Linked DNA regions of Homo sapiens: all the other regions are linked to region 2. A link is a loop called in an ENCODE intact Hi-C map of the cell type or tissue named here. Cell type or tissue: endothelial cell of umbilical vein. All regions are shown on one strand. Region 1 has its middle 17 kb from the start of LINC02344. Region 2 has its middle 160 kb from the start of LINC02344. Region 3 overlaps STARD13 (StAR related lipid transfer domain containing 13). Region 4 overlaps STARD13 (StAR related lipid transfer domain containing 13).

Evidence for each region. Hi-C counts contacts between places; a loop is a spot of excess contacts. Peaks named below come from ENCODE experiments on the same cell type or tissue, not always from the same donor. Only the 100,000 strongest peaks of a DNase experiment are listed, where the experiment ranks them.
Region 1: it touches region 2 in a loop (9-fold over the local background); 5 of 110 quality-filtered maps call a loop at or near these places.
Region 3: it touches region 2 in a loop (12-fold over the local background); 2 of 110 quality-filtered maps call a loop at or near these places.
Region 4: a loop joins it to region 2, with 7 times the contacts of the local background. A loop is called at or near these places in 2 of 110 quality-filtered maps.

The regions. Positions count from the first base shown.
Region 1 is chr13:33,349,611-33,354,610 of GRCh38, forward strand. It overlaps a transcript of STARD13 not described here. Among named protein-coding and RNA genes, the nearest start is that of LINC02344, 17 kb to the left of the region's middle. In endothelial cell of umbilical vein, no CTCF peak of the experiment used is centred here; DNase peaks (open chromatin) are centred at 671, 901 and 1,881; H3K4me3 peaks cover 1,378 bases; H3K27ac peaks cover 1,503 bases.
Region 2 is chr13:33,492,901-33,497,900 of GRCh38, forward strand. It overlaps a transcript of STARD13 not described here. Among named protein-coding and RNA genes, the nearest start is that of LINC02344, 160 kb to the left of the region's middle. In endothelial cell of umbilical vein, no CTCF peak of the experiment used is centred here; DNase peaks (open chromatin) are centred at 2,091 and 4,501; H3K27ac peaks cover 4,515 bases.
Region 3 is chr13:33,184,165-33,189,164 of GRCh38, forward strand. The region is part of intron 1 of STARD13 (StAR related lipid transfer domain containing 13); the gene reads right to left. Among named protein-coding and RNA genes, the nearest start is that of STARD13-AS, 91 kb to the right of the region's middle. RefSeq lists enhancers at 79-168, 1,750-2,949, 4,043-4,192. In endothelial cell of umbilical vein, no CTCF peak of the experiment used is centred here; DNase peaks (open chromatin) are centred at 1,907, 2,927, 4,197 and 4,247; H3K27ac peaks cover 3,460 bases.
Region 4 is chr13:33,246,855-33,251,854 of GRCh38, forward strand. The region is part of intron 1 of STARD13 (StAR related lipid transfer domain containing 13); the gene reads right to left. Among named protein-coding and RNA genes, the nearest start is that of STARD13-AS, 28 kb to the right of the region's middle. RefSeq lists an enhancer at 4,323-4,532. In endothelial cell of umbilical vein, no CTCF peak of the experiment used is centred here; DNase peaks (open chromatin) are centred at 2,407 and 4,527; H3K27ac peaks cover 3,617 bases.

The sequences.
Region 1 (5,000 bases), 140 kb before region 2:
AAAACAATCACTTCCTCTCTTGCTGTGGTTCGTGGACAATGGAGTCCCAAAGGGAGGCCTTTCCTTGCAACCTCAAAGGGAGGAAAGCCTGCTTTCACAGCTGGCAGGGCCTGCGGACAGCCAGCCAGCTACCTGCACCAACTACCGTCCACCTGTCTCCCGTCACATCCCCCCCTCTACCCCCGAGTGGCTGGTCTGCGGCGCTTCGGACGTGCTCCTTGCCTTGCATTCACTCTCCCTCCCGCGCATTCAGTGGATGTGTCCCACGTGGAGAAGGCGAAGTTGGGAAGGGGCAGCCCTCGCGAAGGGCCACTTGGTCTGGGCACTTATTCACTGGGGTGGAATGGGATGGCAGCGGAGCAGGGGACAGCCTAGGCTAAAAGGCCGCCCGGGGGCAGCCCCTCCAGGTAACCCGTCCCGCGGCCCGCCAGCATGGAGCACCAGGCCTGGCTGTCAGCGCGCGCGTCCGGCACGGAGCCCACACCCACCGGGAGGCGCGGCGGGAGGGCGCTCGGGGCCCGGCCCAGGGAGGGTGGTGCCCGCAGCCCGCTCGCCCCGGCCTTGGGCTCTGAAACTCATGCCCTGGAGCCCAGAGCAGAGGAGGGCGGCGGGCCCGGGCGGGCTACGGGGCCGGCGCCTCCCCCGCCCCCGTGGGTCGCGGCGTCTCCGGGGCACTGACCTGCCAGCCGCCTCTCCCGGACGTTCTTCCACAGCAGATCCCAGGCTCTGGCCGTGGAGTCCCGCAACTGCTCACTGATGGATCTCCTGAGCTGCGTTTGGCAAGGTTTCCGTTTGCTGGTCATTTTAGATCCGTCCTCATAACGACCGGCGGGCTCTCCACCGCCACTCCCGCGTGGCCCGCGACTCAGACTCCCGGCGACTGGAAAGGACGGACGCGGCACTCCCGCCGGGGTCCCGGGACCCAATGCGGGCGCGACATGGGTCGGTCCGGCGCTGGGAGGCTGCGCCACGCGCGAGGACCGGGATGCCTGGCCACCAGAAACGCCGCGCTAGGTTATTAACCTCTGCGCTCGCCAACTCCTCTACTCCTTTCCCACTTTCCTTCTCCTCCCCTCCTCCCCTCCGTTGGGCGCTCCTCCACTCCCCTCCCTCCCCTGCCCTCCCCCTGGCTGCCTCGCGCCCCACTCCTTCCAGGAGCGCGCTTCCCCTTCCCTCCCTCGCCCAACCTGACAGCCTGGTCCCCACGGCCCCCCACTCAAGGAGCTTCCAGCTTCTTTTCCAGTTTTACCCAGAAATCAGGGGCTGGACCATACTCCTCCTATTTCTTGATACTTTCCTTTATTTTTCAGTTTCAGAAACTACCACCTTCACAACTACAACAACAACAACAAAAATTTATATATGCCACAGTGAGAGCATAACTCATCCCAGTTTCCCTAAATTCAAGTTACTTGAAGTCAGCTACTCGGTTAGGTTGACATTCTTTTGATGTTCAATATTGGTGATCTGAACATTATGTTAATCCTTCCTGATTTCTTCAATGAAATAATTATCTGGCTGCAAACTACAATTAAATTAATACGGTTTGAAGTGTCAAAATATTATTTCCATTGCATAGCCATTATGAGGAGAAAAATAACTTTAAAATATTCAGGTCAAACCATAAGGAACCTACCTAAAATAGATTTACATACTTTGAGAAAGCATTACAATCTGTATGCAGTGAAAGAAGTACGTATTATGAAGAAGTGAAATATGAAAATAGAAGAATTTTAAGGTATTTTAGCCAAAAACGTAAAGTAGGCTTGTAGTTAGAAATTAACTCTGATTCCTGAAGGAAAGAAGGAAATGTATTGGCTCTTTAAGAAATACATCATCACTGAAGTCCAAGCCCACTTCCTGGACTTCAACTCATTCATAAGGAGAAGACAATACTGTCTCAGGCCTCGGGGTGTCCTGCAGTTCACAAAGTTTTGTTTCTGAAGTGCTTTGAGGTCTTCCAAGAAAGTAACTGTGACAACATTTAACTAATTCAGAGATGTGATTAATGCCTTACACCTCAGGTTTGGGGAGGGGAACAAATTTTTCAAAAGGAATTTCTGAATTATTGAATCTGCAAAATTGCTTGAATCTCATTTCTTTTTAAATGTCTTTGTACCAAGCTGCCACATAAGAACCAAAATTTAATCAGATATTCATTTTAATTCCAGGTGCTCCACAGGAAGTTTGAAAATTAAAAGTATTCAGTCCTTCCTCTATTATATAAATTGCTACTGACTTAGGGAATGCAAACTAACCTCTACCTAAAGTATTCCCTCTACACTTCTGCTACACTTCTAGTAAATATTCCCTCCATCAGTTTATCTTGTTGGTAGAAAATGGGAATGACAGGGATGATGGTAAGAAATAGTCTTTATTGTCTTATTTTGTTACTTTAAATATTTAAAAATGTTAACTAGTGAAACATACCTCAGAATGAGCTAGAAAGTAATGAGATACTTTTTTTGTAGAATCCTGGTAAATCTTTGAAATAGTCAGTTATGAAGCAATAAGTCACGGATCAGAAACGGACTTGAAACTGTGACAGCCGGTTATATAGACTAATCCAGATTGCTTTCTGGACACAAGCCAAATACCCTTTTGATTCCATCCTCTGCTTTGTATGCATGCAGAGGTAACAAAATGCTCTGCAAAGAACAAGACTCCTGTTGTCTTAAAGTGGCTGCTATACAGTGTAACAACAAAATGTTTATCAATTACATTCCCAGGAAAGCTGTATACTTGACTTTTAGAAGGGACCTCTTGTTGAATCAAACAGACGCAATAGTTTTAACATTATATACACGGGAACAGAACATAACCATTCAAGCTATTTCAGTGATCATTTAGCTCTCAAGAGCGTGGGCCCCTACTACTTTCTATTCTAGCACATATTTTATATTCAGATGCCATTGATTAGGAGTTTTCCTTAAATGACTAATTTGAAGACTAAATTCTGGAATTGCACATTTGTTTAGTTCTGGCTGTTGGATGGCCCATGAATTGAGGACTGTCCAAGAGAAGCCAGATGAAAGACGGAAATGATCTGCCTGGAACAGGTGCCGGCTGAGCAGTGTGTGCCACCCAGCATGGCCCAGCTCTCTGCCAGCCCCGGCTGCTGGCCCTGTTGGAAGAAACCACACAGCTGTGCAGATGGAGCCGCCACAAATGCCAAGTGTTCCAACCTCAACAGGAACCTCAGGGCTACTTGGAGTAATCTGTACAGCATCCGCTCTCATTCTCCCCAAGATCTGTTTCAAAGTTGAACCTTAGGTAGCATCCCCTGTGGGGCCTTCACCAGATGAAAATATCACCTATTAGGAGAAAAGAACTCAGGTAACCCCCTAGCCCTACCTACCTTCTTGCTTACTGTCTTCCCTCCCATCGCAGCGGAAGAGGTGTTGCTCTTCCAGCCCGAGACCACGTCCCTCACCTGTGTTGGGCTTTCTTTCCCTTCTTGTCCCTACAGGTACTTTGCTACATTGGTTATTTCCTCTCCCTCACATACCCTCAATCTCTGCCTCTCCACAGGCTCAACCCTCCAGTCTCACCCTGCTTTTAAATAAACCAAAACTAAAATAACAGCAGCCATCCTAAAGCCCACTGCCTCTACCCTGTGTCCCTGGGAAGAGAAGTCTTTCCCTGTCAACACTGCAATCTGGGCTTCCTCCCTTCCTCAATGAACGTGATCTTGCCAAGGTCACCAATAATCATCTGGTTGCTAAATCTAACAACGTGTTCCAGTTATTGTTGTCCTTTCCAGGGTGCATGGACCATTGGACACTGTAGCCCATTTCCTTCCTCTGACACAGGCTTGTCTCGTGGCTGTCAGGCGACACCCTCCCCTGGGTTCCTCCTTTTCACAGATGGCCTCACATGGTCCTTCTTAAGGCCTGACAGGCTATAGATAGAAAGTATATGTGGTTAAGAGTGTGGCTAAAGGCAGTGTCCCATTTGATTCTGCATATGTTTCTGCCTCTCAGTAGTACCTCCCTAGACGATTGCATTGTGGATTAAATGAAATAATCCATTTGGCACATAGAAAAGACTTAACCTATGCTTCCAACAACAATACTATTATAATTACATTACTGTCCTAGCCCAAATCTATCCTGAGCCCTTTCAAGAAGCCTTCCCTGACACCCAACCAAAATAGCTCCTTCTCACGGCATCCAGTTTAGTTTTCCTTATAGCGCTTCCACTTCCAGACATTGTGTTTGTTTGTTTGTGGTTGGTCTCCCAGGCAGACTGTGAGCTCCATAAGAGCTGAGGCCCTGTCCGTCTTACTTGCTTGTGCATCCTCAGTGCCTAAAACAGTCCCAGACAGTTATGATCAGTAAATACTTGCAGAGTAAATGAATGATTCTACTCTAGGGCCATGTATTGTTTCCCTTCCGGATGGGTATCTCCAAAACTTTCCTTCCAAACCTGCTCTTTCATCTCTATTTCCTATGTGAGCCACCTGGTGCTACCACCCATCTAGTGACTGAGAGAGAAATCTAGAAGACATCTGAAACACCTCCATACATCCTATGCTGCTTCAATCTTCCCCCACTTCTCTATCTCCTGAGTAACTGATTTAGTTCAGGTTTTCTCTTTCCCTTCCCTGAATTTCAGCATAAAAAGAGTCCCATTTGAAAGCTCTTGGTCTCACTGCACTCTACGTCTTTATACATTAGCTGTTCTTGAATGCCCTTACCCTAATTTTTTTGTTCTTCACTCATCCTTCGAGATTCAACTCAGATGTACTCAGATGTCACCTCCTCCTTAATCCTTCTACAAATCCCAGTGGCTGGATGGATTCCTCTTCCATTGTGTTTCTTCCATGCTTTGGGGATACTGCCGGAGGAGCACTTATCAAAGAGCCAGAGTTCAGTGTCCTTACCTGTTTCTTCTCAGCTGTCCCTGCAGTCCTGAGTTCCTCCAGGTAGGACTAGCACAGAACTTTTATTTCTCAACCTCTTGTACCTTTTTCAGTGAACAGCACATAGTAGGAGTAG
Region 2 (5,000 bases):
AATTATGTCTCTTTTTAACGAGAAAGCTGAGTTTCATGGAGGTTAAACTGCCAAAGTCACTCAAATGCTAAGTGCACTTTTGACTATTCAACTGCTTCAAATATGACACAACAAAAGAACAGGCATCTCTTACTGCATAGATTTTCTGAAGTATCCTCCTTCTGTCGAACAAGGTTCTGTGGTGCTGGGAGATGTACGGACTTCCAAGCAGGTTAAATTTTCCAGAGGGAATCAGCAATGTGTGTGATTAGGGGTGGAACAGCTAAAAAGTTTGCCATGATCACCTGACTTTTAGGAACCATAAACCCATTATCACAACAGAGCCTCCTTGCGGAACCAAGGCTCAGACACTCACACAACCCCTACTTTAGATTCAGGGATCTTGTCTGGGGCCTGATTTATCACACTCAACTATCCCAACCCCTCCAAAGTCCCAGAATGAACACAGAAGTGATCTCACGTGATCAGTAAAGCTGCTTACGCATTTGTCCAAACCGGTAGAACTATGCAACACAGTGAACACTAATGTAAACAATGGCTTTACTTCATAATAATGTATCATACTGATTCGTCAATCATAGCAAATGCAGATAATAGGGCATACTAACATCTAAATAATAGGGAGTATTAGTAATAAGTAATAAATAATACAGAATATTAACACCTAAAGAAAGATGTTAATAAGAGAGAAAACTGTGGGGGTGCGCAGTATTTGGGAATGCTGTACTTTCTGCTTAATTTTTCTGTAAACATAAAATTGCTCTAAAAATTAAAGTTTATTAGTTTTTTAAAAAGTAGCTATTTTCTGGATCAACTGTATAAAACAATGCATATCCAAAAGAAGACAAATATTGAAGTTAAGAAAATTCAAATCTAGGATTTACTCAGCCTCTAACTAACTCTTCAGCCCCACACTTAAACTTGTACATTCACAGAAAGTGGCCAGTTGTTGGCTGCACCCAAGGTCAAAGGTAGGTCTGAGTGGAACACAGCTATGAAAAAAATCCACAGGTTGGTGCCAGGTTAATGACATTTCTGATGAGACCGTAAACGACTTGGTGCGGGTTTCTCATCAGACAGAGTAGTAAACCCAAAAAGGCAAAACCACTTTGGGAACCCTGTGTTCATCAAGATACCTGATTACCCAGAGTTAGCTGCTCACTTCCAAGTTTCCTTTGAAACTGGGACAGAAAGCGCTCCAATTCTTTCTGAACTCCAGGTCTAGTGTAGAAGCAGAGCAGATGCTTCCTTCCCATTTGACTTGAATGCCACCTTCTCAGTGCAACATTCACCAAACAACCACTTTAGAACTGCAAACCTTCACTCCGGCCACCCAGTATCCCCTTTCTGATGTTATTTCAACTCCACCCCCACCCGGGGCACTTATTGCCATTAATAAGCACACTACACATTTTACTTACTTTGTTTATTGTTTCCTCACCTGACTAGTCTAAATTCCAGGAGAGCCGTGATTTTATTATTGTGTCCTCAGCCCCTAAATGCAGTACCTTGCATTTAGCATGCTTCCCATAAATATTTGTTGATTCGAATGAATAAACCACCACTTGCAAGACGAAATGGGCGTGAAAAGGAATTATAATCAGAACAATCAGAGTTTAAGGCTCTCCTGCTCTACCTCCCCCACCTTTCTGCATGGGCTTTCCCGGCTTATTTTTGACACACTGCATTTGGTCGTTGTCTACTACCAGTGAGAAGATTGCTGAAGATAGAACAGTGGTCAACAGGATTGACTGTTAAGATTATAGTCCAGATGCAACTGGATGGAGGCTTCAGGAAAATAGCTTTTTGACCAAAAAAGCAGTACTTTTTTTTTTTATTTCACTATAGCTAGCACAATGAGAATGACCAGTTGGCCACTTAGGACAATTGCCAGAGAGATTATATGATACACTCTATAGAGGTCACAATGTCACGGTTTTCTTTGCTGCTGCACCAAAAAAAGAAATAACTAGTCCAGACCACTTACACACAGTAGAAAACATAAAAACAAATGCGCCCCCAAAAGACTCTACTTAGGGTTCCCACGACAAGTCTTCCAAAATCAACAGTGCAGTCTGTCTGAATGTTATCAATGCTCACTAACCATGCATTCCCATGACATGACTCAGTGACTCCATTTCCTGCCTACACTTCCGCTAGCTCTGGGCCTCACTTTGAGCTTGTCTGTCAAGTATAGTAATGCCAGATACTTCTAGCTCCTACATGTACACCATAAAAATACTTCAGAAAATACACAACACATGAGAATAATATCAGAAACCAATTTACTTCCCAATTTCATCCATTCTTGTGATTGTACCTGTCAATTAAAAAACTATTCAGAACTCTATCACATTAGGTTTTCTTAGACATCACTTAAGCCAATTATCATCTTAACCATTTTAAGTGGACAGCTCAGTGGAAATGTGGAATTTTGAACTTGTCTTTTACATTAGAGACTTGTTAAGAAAATGCTAACTTATCAAATAATATGAGCTCCTCTATACATGGTACTATTCGAGAAAGCCTTGAAGATAAATGATAAACATTTACAAGGGGCAGCATGAACTAAAGTTAAAGGACGGGAAAGCTTGAACACTTTCTTCATGTGGATCACTTACTTTCTTATTAGTCTTGAGTAAAATATTTAAATATTTGTGTCTCAGATTTCCAATCTTCTAAACAGGATGGAAATATTTGCCAAATACTTGCCATGTATATATTTTCTTTGAATAAAGCTAGTAAGAAGGAAGAGGAGCATGGTTTTGAATTGTTTTGTATTACTCTCTGTTTTCCATGCCTCTTTTATAATGGATGATTTAAATCAATTTTCATCTTGAGCTAATAATCTTTCCACATTTAATATAATTTATTTTTTATTCAGACAAGTATTATAATATAATCATTTTATTATTACATAATTAATATTATACAATTAGAATGTACTATAATTATATAATATATAATTATATAATGATTACATATAATTATATATAGTTATGTTATTATATTATATAGTTATATATTATTGTATATAATTATATTATTTAATTATATATAGTTAATATATAATTATTATAATAGATAGTGAATATAAATTATTATAATTATATATAGTTAATATGTGATTATTATAATTATGTATAGTTAATATAATTATAGTTATATATAGTTAATATATAATTATATTAACTAAATAATTATTTAAATAATTTTATTTTTATAATATATTTATAATCATTTTAATTTATGATTTTATAATTTCTACTTATTTAAATATAATTTATAATATACTTATATAATTTCTAATGTAAACATAATATAATTTATAGTATAAATTTTATAATTTACATATGCATTATAGAATTTACATATGAATTATAAACTTTATTCTTTTATAAATTAAAAATAAACTCAGTTTATTTTATTAAAAAATAAAGTGTATTTACAATAGCAAATACATTTGCAGCTAACACTGCCTCATTATTATTGTTACTATTACTATTATTAATTTATTTAGAATAATTGGTCAGTTTCCATAATATCCTCATGGTAAAAACTTCCTCATGGTATCATTTTTAATATACAGTTCTCTCCCTAACTTATCATCCCACTTGATTATGCAATTTCTCTTCTTATACATGTTATAAAAATTTGTTTAGGTCAGACATTTGTGTAATATCAATTCATCTGAATCACCTGTATGCATAGGCACATATAGTATGTTTTTAAGTATCAAGCATCCAAATGGCTTCCATGTTTAACTCTTTTTCTATAACACTGGAACAGGTACACATACAGAAGAGTACTTTTAAATTTCATGATGATGATTATGATAGTGATGATACAGTTTATACATATTCATTGCTGTTTTTTTAAACAAAGAAGAAATGTATGCCATTTTGTCTCAACATCAAATGATAAATTTTCAAATTCTATTAGATCCTTGAGTTTTGAAAATCTTTATATAGTTTCGTTTCTGGATAAATTTTGGCTATGTGATAAGCTGCTCTCTGTTTTGTTGCAATTATCCTACAAGTACCGTTTTTCTCAACTGAACCTCAAGTATATAACAAACAGATAATTTTGTAAGAGAACTCTGTTTTGTCTTATTTTCACAGCTTTGTGGTTATTCTTTATGGCAAGGAAAATAGACCTTGGGTATCCTCCCAAATTTTGAGAAGAATAAAAGACAGGCTTAGCTTAATTAGCACGACCTCAGAATGAGTCCCATCACATCCCAAGACCTTTAAGTTTCCCAAATCATTAATCTAATTACCATCCTGAAAAAAATGATCTGCTGGGCTCCTCCATGTGCAAATGTATGTTGTTGACGTTATGTGCTAAATATTAAGATGTAACCAAAAATACACAGTCTACTTCTTTTCCATGAAGACTGAATGTTTATTTTGTTCTCTGAGTAATATTAGTCATCTAAAGGACTGTGTATAAGGCTGTACTCAGCCTGAAATTTCATTTCCTCTATCAGCAAACAGAGTTGAAGCTATGATTATGTCAACCTTGGGAAGTCTCTATTTTGATAAAGAAGTGAGAAAGGTTTTCCAAGATCATAAAAATATTTAGTAAACAGGTGGTAGTATGAGCCTTTAGTTCTAAATCACAGCTAAATCACGCAGTCACTCCTCCTAGTTATCTTGACACTGCTCCACTTATTTCTCTCTCCTCTTCAATATACAAACCTGTCAAGTTCACTTGGTGGCCAAATTAGCTGATTTGTTTATTCTATCTACTATCTGCTTTAAAAATCACTATTAGTCTTTCCCTGTCTGTCTAGAGCTATTACTGTAGTTTCAACATCCACCAAGTGCCAAGTACTATTGTGTCTTCTCATAGGTCTAGTGATCCCTACTCATTGTGGAGAGTATCAGGTTTGGTGAAGGTGGAATTAGACGTGTGAGAGCGTCCTGGCATATACAACCCTTGCAACTCTGAAATGATAATGATTTAGTAAATAACGTAATTACTTTTGTGGTTCTACT
Region 3 (5,000 bases), 310 kb before region 2:
GCCACCTCCACTCTATGATCTCTGGCCATCTTGAATTCTTACTTGTCCTGTTAGATGTAACTGTGACTTCTGTCTCTTTTAGAGTTACAGTGTGAGCTCAGTGAATTTGAAAACAGTAGGGACAGGTCTGTGGTGGTTGGGGTTGCCATGGCTGTTGTTAAGAATGAAGATACAAACAAGCTTGTATATGGGCACGGCTGCTGCTGCTGCTGCTGATGGTTGATGGCCGTTGTTGATTTTCAGAGAAAGAAAAGTGGATTCTGAAATGGATGTCTCTAGTGGATAAAGTAAAGGTGGGAACAGATAAGGGGAAAGAGACAGTAAGTTGGAATTTTAAAAAAATCTTTCAGAGAGGAAGGTGGCCATGGGGAGCTGGCTGAGTGTGGGTTTACTCTATGGGTCCCTGAGCAAGTCTCATTACATCTCAAAGCCTCAGTTTCCTCACTGCAAAATGTGCACAACATTATATATACTCTTCTGAGTCATTGTAAGGATGTGAGAAACTCCAGAACAAGGAAGAGCATTTAGTTTACTGCTGCAATCCTGGTCTCTGTCACAGGGATTTGAACTTGACGTTATGTTCACATTTGTTAAAATGAATTATGTAATTTGACACAGAGCAGGCACTTAAAAATTGGAGCTATTATTATTAACCGAAATGAATACTTTTCACAATTTCCACTGATGTACCCAAATGGGAGAAGAAAATAAACAGATACTTCCAATGGATTTATTTATTTCCTCCTATGTGTAGTTGGAATATAACATGCCCATACTTCTTTTAATGCAACAAAGCTTTCCTTCAAATTTGAGGAAAATCTATGCTCCAAGAAAATGCACTGTCCTGTAGCTTCTAAACACTCTTGGCCATGCTGCCTTGCTGAAGAGGCTCAGGTGTAAATTTAAAAGATAAATCTCATTTTCAGAGAGATGATCTATTTATTTTCAACAGCAGCCTCCATGTATGCCAGAAAATGTGGGGTTCAGGTAAATTCTGACTGCACTCTAGACATTTATGATGGACCCAGGTATCTGCCCTTAAAGAACTGAGACACACGCACACAGGCCATCAGTGGCTGATGTTGGCTAAGCTTAAGATCACGGGATGAAGGAAGAATCTCTGCTCAGCAACACGAAGTGCTGGAAAATAAAGACTTTCTTGTATATGTTTCCATAAAATAGCAGGACATCTTATGTTTTGAAGGCAATTTATGCATTTTTTTAGGAGTGCTACCAACATCATGCAAAGATAACTTCAGAGACAAAACCCAAGTCTGATCACTGTCTCCTTCGCTTAGAATTCTCCATGGTTCTCAAATCTCTCCAAAGAAAAATCCAAATTTCCGAGGACACTATGAAATTCTTAAGCTCAGCCTGGGTCCCTGATATTCTTCTGTGTCTCAACTGCCCACATCCCTGATAGTTGGCAATGGTGCTAAACAACTCAAAGTTTCCTAAAATCGACCCTCCAACTCCCATCCTCTGTTCCCTATAGGCAATTTTCCCACTGTCTAGAATGACATTCTTCTTCTGCTTTATGTGACTAGTCAATTCTTTTCCTCTTTGCCTCTCTGATTCCCAGCTCTAGTTTTATCTTTCCGCCATGTCCTTCCAGACCACCTGACCACTGCCACTGAGGCCATGCAAGGCTAAGTAACAAGTTCACAAAGGTCTATCCTTTGTACCCACATGCCCTTCTGATCCAGCACTTACCCCGGCGCTGGAATGTGTGGTTCACTCTGCTTTTCTGTTTCCCACCACAGACAGTGTCTTTGCATTCTCTGCACCAGCGCAGCACCAAGCACCACAAAGGGGCCTGGTTAACGTTTGCATGGAGAACTGAGGAGGGTTCCAGCATGGAGGTTCAAAGAAATTCAGAGCAAGGAGCAGATGATAGTCCTCTCTCATGTTTCCGGTTGCTAACAGTGGAGAGGAACCTCACTGCTCCCCAGTGACCTGCGAAGCCTCAGCTGAGATTCCAAGCCTCCACACTTCCTTTCCTCATTGTTTTCATTCCCATTAAAAAGGAACACCAAAGATTTGCATCACAGCCTTAAAATAAAGTCCCAGAGAAAAGGATTCTGTTTGGAATAGAAAGAACCACACACTTTCTAATGAATCAAACCCCTAAAGAGGACTAAAATGTAAGGTGGGGTATGTTCCACTCATTCACATTCTCAACAGAGTCTTTTAGTAGCGAACAGAACTCTCCTCTCGTAAAGAAACAGTGCGATTTCTATCATAATTCCAGTGGTTAATCTTTTGCTTGAAATTTCCAAATATTTTCTTACATGCCCTTTAAGACCATAAATACAGTTTTAAAACATTCCACAGTTGACTAAAAGCAGCAAAGATGATGATTCTAAGAGACTTCCTTCCTTTTCCTCGGTACGAAAACTATCCTCATTGTATAATGCAGGTACTAAGGTTCGTGATCTCTTTTAAGCTTTATGGTACTTCTTTTTTCTGTGGAGTGTGGCTTTTATTTACATCCTAAAGAGTATGTCATTAATTATCCACTTCATTATCTCACTTATGTCCTAACACAATAATGAAATCAGCAAATTGAGAGTATTTGAGATTAACAATCTCAAAATAGCAAAACAAAATGAAACAAAAAAAACCCTTGTTTACTAAATTCTAGGTTTTAAAAATTATCTTTGGTATAATGGCTTCTATTAGCACAATCCAGACACCACCAAACTACCTGTTAAATCTGCCAGAAAGCCCCGCGTTCCTAGGCTTGCAAAGAAAATGGGTGGGAAGTAGTTCACAGCAACGCTCTTAAGTGCTTGTGTAGGAGAGTGGAGGAGTACCACTAATGCTGATGTCATTGTCGTTTCTGAAATTCCTGCCCTGATCACTCTCCCATCTGGGCTACTTTTCTAATCTGGAATTTTCTCTCCCTTCTTTCTCTCACTACCCAGACACCTGACCCCCAAGGAATCATTGAGTCACTTCCTGTCCTCTAACCTTGTGGCTTAACTTCCGTTTCTGTTTAAGAGCATTGACCTGGGGGATGTGAAGAGAATGACAGAGGGAGAGGGTTGCCGGGAAGGCAGGGAAAGAGGGGGAAGGGTCCCGCTCTATCGGGGTCAGACAAGGAGTTGCTGAGAACTGCCCACTTTTGATTTTTTTGAGATAATCATTGCTGTCACAGTCATGATCTGAATTGTGCATTAGTTAATACTTGATTTACCTCCAGAATCTGCTCATGGACTTTCTACTGCTTATCTGCAACTTCAGAAAGGGTGGAGAGTGAAAGAAATAAAAAGCAAATTCATCAGTCTTACATTTATGAAAAGTCTGATTGGGCAAACCTGAGACCTGTTCAGAAGAAAGGGCTTGGAAGGGCATGCATTTTACTGAGACTTCTATCTTTATTTGTCACTAACCATTCATTCATTAAATGTAGTGCATGAGTCTTAGCTTTCCAGATCAGTTTTTAATAAAAGGATATTTTTACTATGGTAAAAAAAAAATTAAATGAAGCATCTTTTTTTTAAAAGAAAAAAATTTATTTATTTATTTTGTTTGTGAGATGGTCTTGATCTGTCACCCAGGCTGGACTGCAGTGGCATGATCTCAGCTCACTGTAACCTCCGCCTCCCAGGTTCAAATGATTCTCGTGCCTCAGCCTCTCAAGTAGCTGGGATTACAGACCTGTGCCACCACACCCAGCTAATTTTTGTATTTTTTAGTAGAGACAGGGTTTTGCTATGTTGGCTAGCCTGGTCTCAAACTCCTGACCTCAAGTGATCTGCCCACCTCGGCCCTCCCAAAGTGCTGGGATTATAGACATGAGCCACTGCGCCCAACCTAAACGAAGCATCTTTAAATAATGTTGTGGCAAAACCCGGCTGACTATGGGATAGACCTTTGAGTGGACTCTGATTCTAGCCTTCCTGGTTGCTGGGCCATGGGAAAGAGCACTGGCCAAAGGCAGGTGGGTGAATCTGCCATGTGACCTGCCACCGGCTCTCCTTCTTTAGCCACAGCAGATGTTCCAGTGCCCAGGTGACCTAGAAGCTTCATGTGGAGGTGATGGAACTTCAGTAGGCCTGGAAGTGATGCAGTATCTTCTGCCCTCAATGTGAGTAGGAAACAAACATTTAGTTGGTTACCATGATAAACACTTTAGGGACAGGAACCTCAACCTTCTTTAACCCCCAGTGGCCACATATGCCTGGAAAACAGTAGGTGTATGGCCTATATTTATGGGAATAGTGAACATTGAATGAGTCATACAACAAAAATTAAAATGGACACAGAGAGTTAATTCTGAGAAAAATTTCTGGTTATGATCTGCTGCTACACACACACACCCACCCACCCACATGCACACATACTCAACTTCACTGTAAATATCACTCACAAACTCTTTTGTCTTTTATGTCCATTTTTGTTTTCATGGAAACCATCCAACTTTCAATACTCACCACACTAAGATAGTGAAACAGCTTCTTTTGAAGAGGATTCAATTTTCTCCCCGAAATAACTATTTCAATTGACTGAATAGGTTTGTTTCACTGTTCGTCACTTCTAGAAAATGAAATGCATTGAAAAAGCAGTTTGGAGTGATCTAGACTTTAATATCAGATCCTCTGAGCAGGTACTGACCAGATGGGTACAATTTCCTGGCTCTGTGCTTTCTTCATAAAGAATCTGTCAGATTAGTTGGTGAAAATGACAAACGAAAAGACACTTTGCCTTAATAACAAAACCCATGAAATCCCTTAGACTTTTGTAATTATTTTCCGGCTAACTTTGCTTTCTAGGCTTAAGCTGTGAAGTGACATTTGGTGTTTCCTTTTTAAACTAATTGTTATTGCTTATTAGAGCAGACATTTAGTGTCTGTCAGGTATAAGTCAATGACTCTCACACTTTGTATTTATGCTTTTCTTTTGTCATTTAGAAATGTTTTATTTTGTTTCTTTTAATTGCTTAAAAGTAGTGTCATGAATAGCTCGATGCTTCATATAAAACCATAAGGAAGAAC
Region 4 (5,000 bases), 250 kb before region 2:
AGTGACAAGGGTGTGGTTATGGAGAGAGTTATAGATTGGTCCAGTTTAAAGGAATGGCTGGGCTGGGTGTGGTGGCTCATGCCTGTAATCCCAGCACTTTGGGAGGCCGAGGCAGGTGGGTCGCCTGAGGTCAGGAGTTCGAGACCAGCCTGGCCAACATGGTGAAACCCCGTCTCTAGTAAAAATACAAAAATTAGCTGAGTGTGGTGACACATGCCTGTAGTCCTAGCTACTTGGGAGGCTGAGGCAGGAGAATGGCTTGAACCCTGGAGGCGGAGGTTGCAGTGAGCCAAGATCACACCACTGCACTCCAGCCTGGGTGACAGAGTGAGACTCTGTCTCGGATAAATAAATAAATAAATAAATTAAATAAATAAATAAATAAATAAAACGGCTGGAAAAAAGTCCAGAAGAGAAAGTGCGGCTTGGTTTGTCTGGAGCCAAGATACCAGGCGGCAGAGAGTCAGAATGGAGGGACACTCTGAGTGGGGACTTAGTACTCAATTCAGCAGGCGATGGGGGCAACGTGATGAGCACTGTGCTCAGATGATGGACAAGCAGACACGAATTCAACATGAGGTCTCTGCAATGCCGTCGCCAGGACAACTGCTCCATATGACCAGTGCCCTCTCATTTTTTGGAGCTAGTCTTTTCATAACATGTTTCAGGGTGCCTAATATACGTTATATTAGATATAATATATATTTCTATCATATATTTTTGCAATTTGCTGTATATATAACAGACACCAAATATAATATCAAGTACAATATCAAATATATTACATATCTATTGTATTACAAATTTTCAATTTGCTATATATTAGATATCCCAGTTATATATGTATATGAATGGCCCTCACTTGTAAGTGCTGGAACCGTGATTCACTCACTCTACTGCTATCGCCCAAAACGCACAATTCTCAGCACTGGCTGAACTTCCCATCACCTGAGATGCTTACAAAATAGTGGGTGCTGAGACCCCAATTCAAACCACTCTCAGTTGAGGTGCCCAGACACCCCAGGTTTTCATGAATGGCCAGGTGATTCTGACGTGCTAACAAGGTTGGGGACCACTGACACAAAGGGCTTTTCATGTGGGTGATTTACCTCATCTTCTGGGGGGTCCTTATATACTGCACTTGAAGACTCAATGAGGCTAAAAATATTAATTTTGAATAAATGGGCATATAACATTTTAAACTTACATTTCTATTATTGTCTTGACTTTCGAATGAGTCAGGGCTATCGTTAAGAAGAAGAAGGCTGGGCATGGTGGCTCATGCCTGTAATCCTAGCACTTTGGGAGGCCAAGACAGGAGGATTGCTTGAGTCCAGGAGTTCAAGACCAGCCTGGGCAACATAGTGAGACCTCATTTCTACAAAAAATAAAAAATTAGCTGGGTGTGGTGGCAACCAGCTGTGGTGAGCTATAATCCTGCCACTGCACTCCAGCCTGGGCGACAGAGTGAGAACTTCTCTCTCTAAAAAAAAGAAGAAGATAAAAAAGGAAGAATAAAGGAATGTAATTTAATAGACTTTTAATAACAAAGGAATTTTTAGTCACTACTTAAAACTGGAAGTCTATGGCGATCCTGGGCATGTGAGAGCATTAAGAGATTTGTGAGCTGTAGCTTCCAGTGTTACCTACCAGTTGGGGTCCAGACTTGAATGATGGGTGGGGAAGGAGCAGCAGGGCCTCTGGCCTTAGGTACAGTGACTCCCACTCCACACTGCTCCCCCATCCCTCTATTCCTCTTCCCTGTTTTTTGTCTTTCTTTTCTCCTTCATTTATCTTCTTTTGTTTTGGTATTCCTCCCATTCCTTTCCCCTTTTGCTTCCCATATTTTGATTTTTCTTCTTCCTCCACTTCTCCAGTCACTTTGTTTCTTTCTCACCATTATCCTTTCCCTTATTCAGTGTTTGGGTGTTCCCAAAACACCTGAATTACATAATATTTTAAATTATTAGTTGTATTTATTGAATGAGCTTGATACTCCCTGGTCTTAGATTTTAGGGTGGCAAGTTGAACATATCATCTAGTTTTCTTTAAAACAATAAATTTTAAATAAGCTACTTTTCACTAATAAGTTGGGAAATCATTTCTACTAAAGAAGAGAAAAGAAAACAAAACTCCTTTTTCCCCTTGCCAGATATTTCTGATAAAGGAAGATAAATGAGTACTATATTTTAAAGGCAGCCATTGCAAATGTGTTTCATGAAAAATAGGTGACATGCTACATGACATTGAAATGACTGCTAGCTTTATACATTAAAATGAGGAAAAAAAAGTTGGGAACACGATAACATCATTTCCTAAATGGTAGGAGGATTTCGAAGCAGGGAAATCAACAGACACACAAAGGTTATCACTGGCCACAAGCAGCTGTCAATAAATTCCAATCCTAAGAGAACACACTAACTCACGATGACTCAGTTGACCAAAAAGAAAACACAATAGTATCTACACAAGGCCTTGACCTTACTTCTTCATTTTGTCACTGTTTCTTCCGTCTGTAATGGGTTTCTTAATATTCAGTCAGTCTATGTCTACGATTTCTTAAGTATGAATCTAAAAATGCATTTCTTCCAAGAATTCGTCTTTGACTCCACCTCCTTTCTTTGAATGATTTCTTTTCTCAAGGTTTCCTTAGCCACCTACAATGTGCCAGGCTTTTTGGTCATGAATTTGCCAATATTATTTCTAATCCCTGCAACAATCGTACAATGCAGATATTAGTATACCATTTTGCAATTAAGGAAACTAAGCCTCAGAGAGTGTTAAATAACCTGTCTGTATCAATTAATACAGGTATAGTTGGTATTTAAATCTGCATGTTTAATTCCAATGACAGTATCCTTTCCACTTCCTCAAACTGTCTCCCTTTCGTTTCTTCCTAATGCCATCATACACCAATTATCTGTTATTATTTATTTATTTATTTATTTTGTTAGAGACAGGGTCTTACTGTGTCACCCAGGCCAGAGTGCAGTGGCGCCATCTCGGCTCACTGCAACCTCTACCTCCCAGGATTAAACAATAGTCCCACCTCAGCCTCCTGGGTAGCTGGGACTACAGGCATTTGCCACCATGCTTGCCTAATTTTTTTGATTTTTTGTAGAGATCAGGTCTCACTACGTTGCTCAGGCTGGTCTTGAACTCCCGGGCTCAAGTGATCCCCCCGTCTCAGCCTTCCAAGTGTTGGGATTACAGGCATGAGACACTGTGCCCAGCCCCCATCATAAACTAATTATGTTCTTTTACAGCAGCTTTACACACCCTTATTTTGTTTCCTCAATCAGACTAAAAGAGCAACAACAATAAAAAAAAATCTGGAAAATAATTCTCTGAAAATTCTGAGCAGTAGACATTGCTAGGTATTGTTAAGGAAAGTCAGTTACTTTGGGGGGCCAATTATCTCCTCCTAGTTCATATCTACCAAGCCAAAAGTTCCCTATAGGAAAGCTCATTAGCGCAGAGGAATGAATAAGAATTAAGTGTGTGTCTCTCACCTTCTACCAAGGGAAATATATAATTCTGGAGAATTTTATTCTCGCAAAAACAGTATTCACTGTCTTGTAACCAATGTCTCCCTTAAAACAAGAAAGCCCTGCAGAGAGTTGCAGATGTGGCATGGAATTACAAGCAACTTCATTCTGGAACCCATGCTGGTACAGACACAGCCTAAGACTGCATCCTTTTAAAGGCATTATTTCATATTGCTGAGGCTTCAAACATCACTTGGAACCCTATGAAGTCATGTGGTCCCAGTTCTGTATTTATATAATATGAAATGGCAGATTTACATTTATTCCTGTGTAATTTCAACCAGTGATTTTGGCCCATTGACCCATGCTGTTGAAATCTTTAAATATTCTCAGTCTGTCTGTCAACCAGTACACTTGCTCTCTTCCTATGAAGCATCCCTTCCAGATGTCTTGCCCCTCCTCCCATGTTCCTTAGTCTCTATTTGAACACACATCTGTTCTTGTTTGCTAGATCATAAACTGTATGAGGACAAGACTTAAGTCTGTCTTGTTCATTACTGGATCCTGGCATTTATCATAGGGCATGGCATGGTGTAGAAGCTCACTATGCTTTGAATAAGTGAAAGCATAGAAGGAGGGGAGAAATGGGAATAGGATAAGGAAGGGAAGGGAAGGGAGACGTTATAGGTAGAGGAAGAAGAGAGAACAAGATAAGATCAAGGAACAGCAACACATATAGTGTAGAATCTAAGATGCCTGAGTTGTAAGTTATTTAACTCTCTGAGGCTCATGTTTTTATTTATAAAATATCATCACATCAACCTCACAGGATTTTTGTGAGCATGGGGGGAGATGATGCTGCACAAACATCTGGTCTACAGGAGGTAGGACCCACTGAGGTTGACAGGCCGCCTGGGATTCTTTCACTTTCAAGCCTGCCAGGATGATCAAATGACAAGATTCTGTGGCTCTGAGCCATTTTTGGGCTGCTGAAGGAAGTATCTGGGCCTTATGCTCGCTGCATTGCCCCTCTTTCCAAGTGAATCACTTCATTAAAATGAAAGGTTTACTAAAACAGTCTGCCAGGTTAGGATGATTCATTCCCCAGCTGTGGCCATCATCAGAAAACCATGTGCATTCAGTACAGTTATCAAGCCTGAATAGCCACTAATTTGCAGAGCTTTTGGTCTCAGTGTCATTTATTTTTGTATTTTAAAAGAGGAAGTGCACAAGACATCATTATGTCAGTCCCACATAAGAGGCTGGTAGACTCTTAGTAAGTGGATGCACATGTTTGCATTTCCAAAAGCTTCTCTTTTCATCAAAAGAAAATACATATGTCTAATTGGCTGTTTGTGTAAAGTATGGGCATATCTATATGTTGGGTTAGTTCCTCCCTTGATGGTAAGCTATAATGAAATACATTTTTAATGTTAGATGGGGATTTTAGAAGTCTACTCTGCAAACCTCAGATTTACCACCCTATTTAGCTTGTCAAGTAAGGCTGCTACT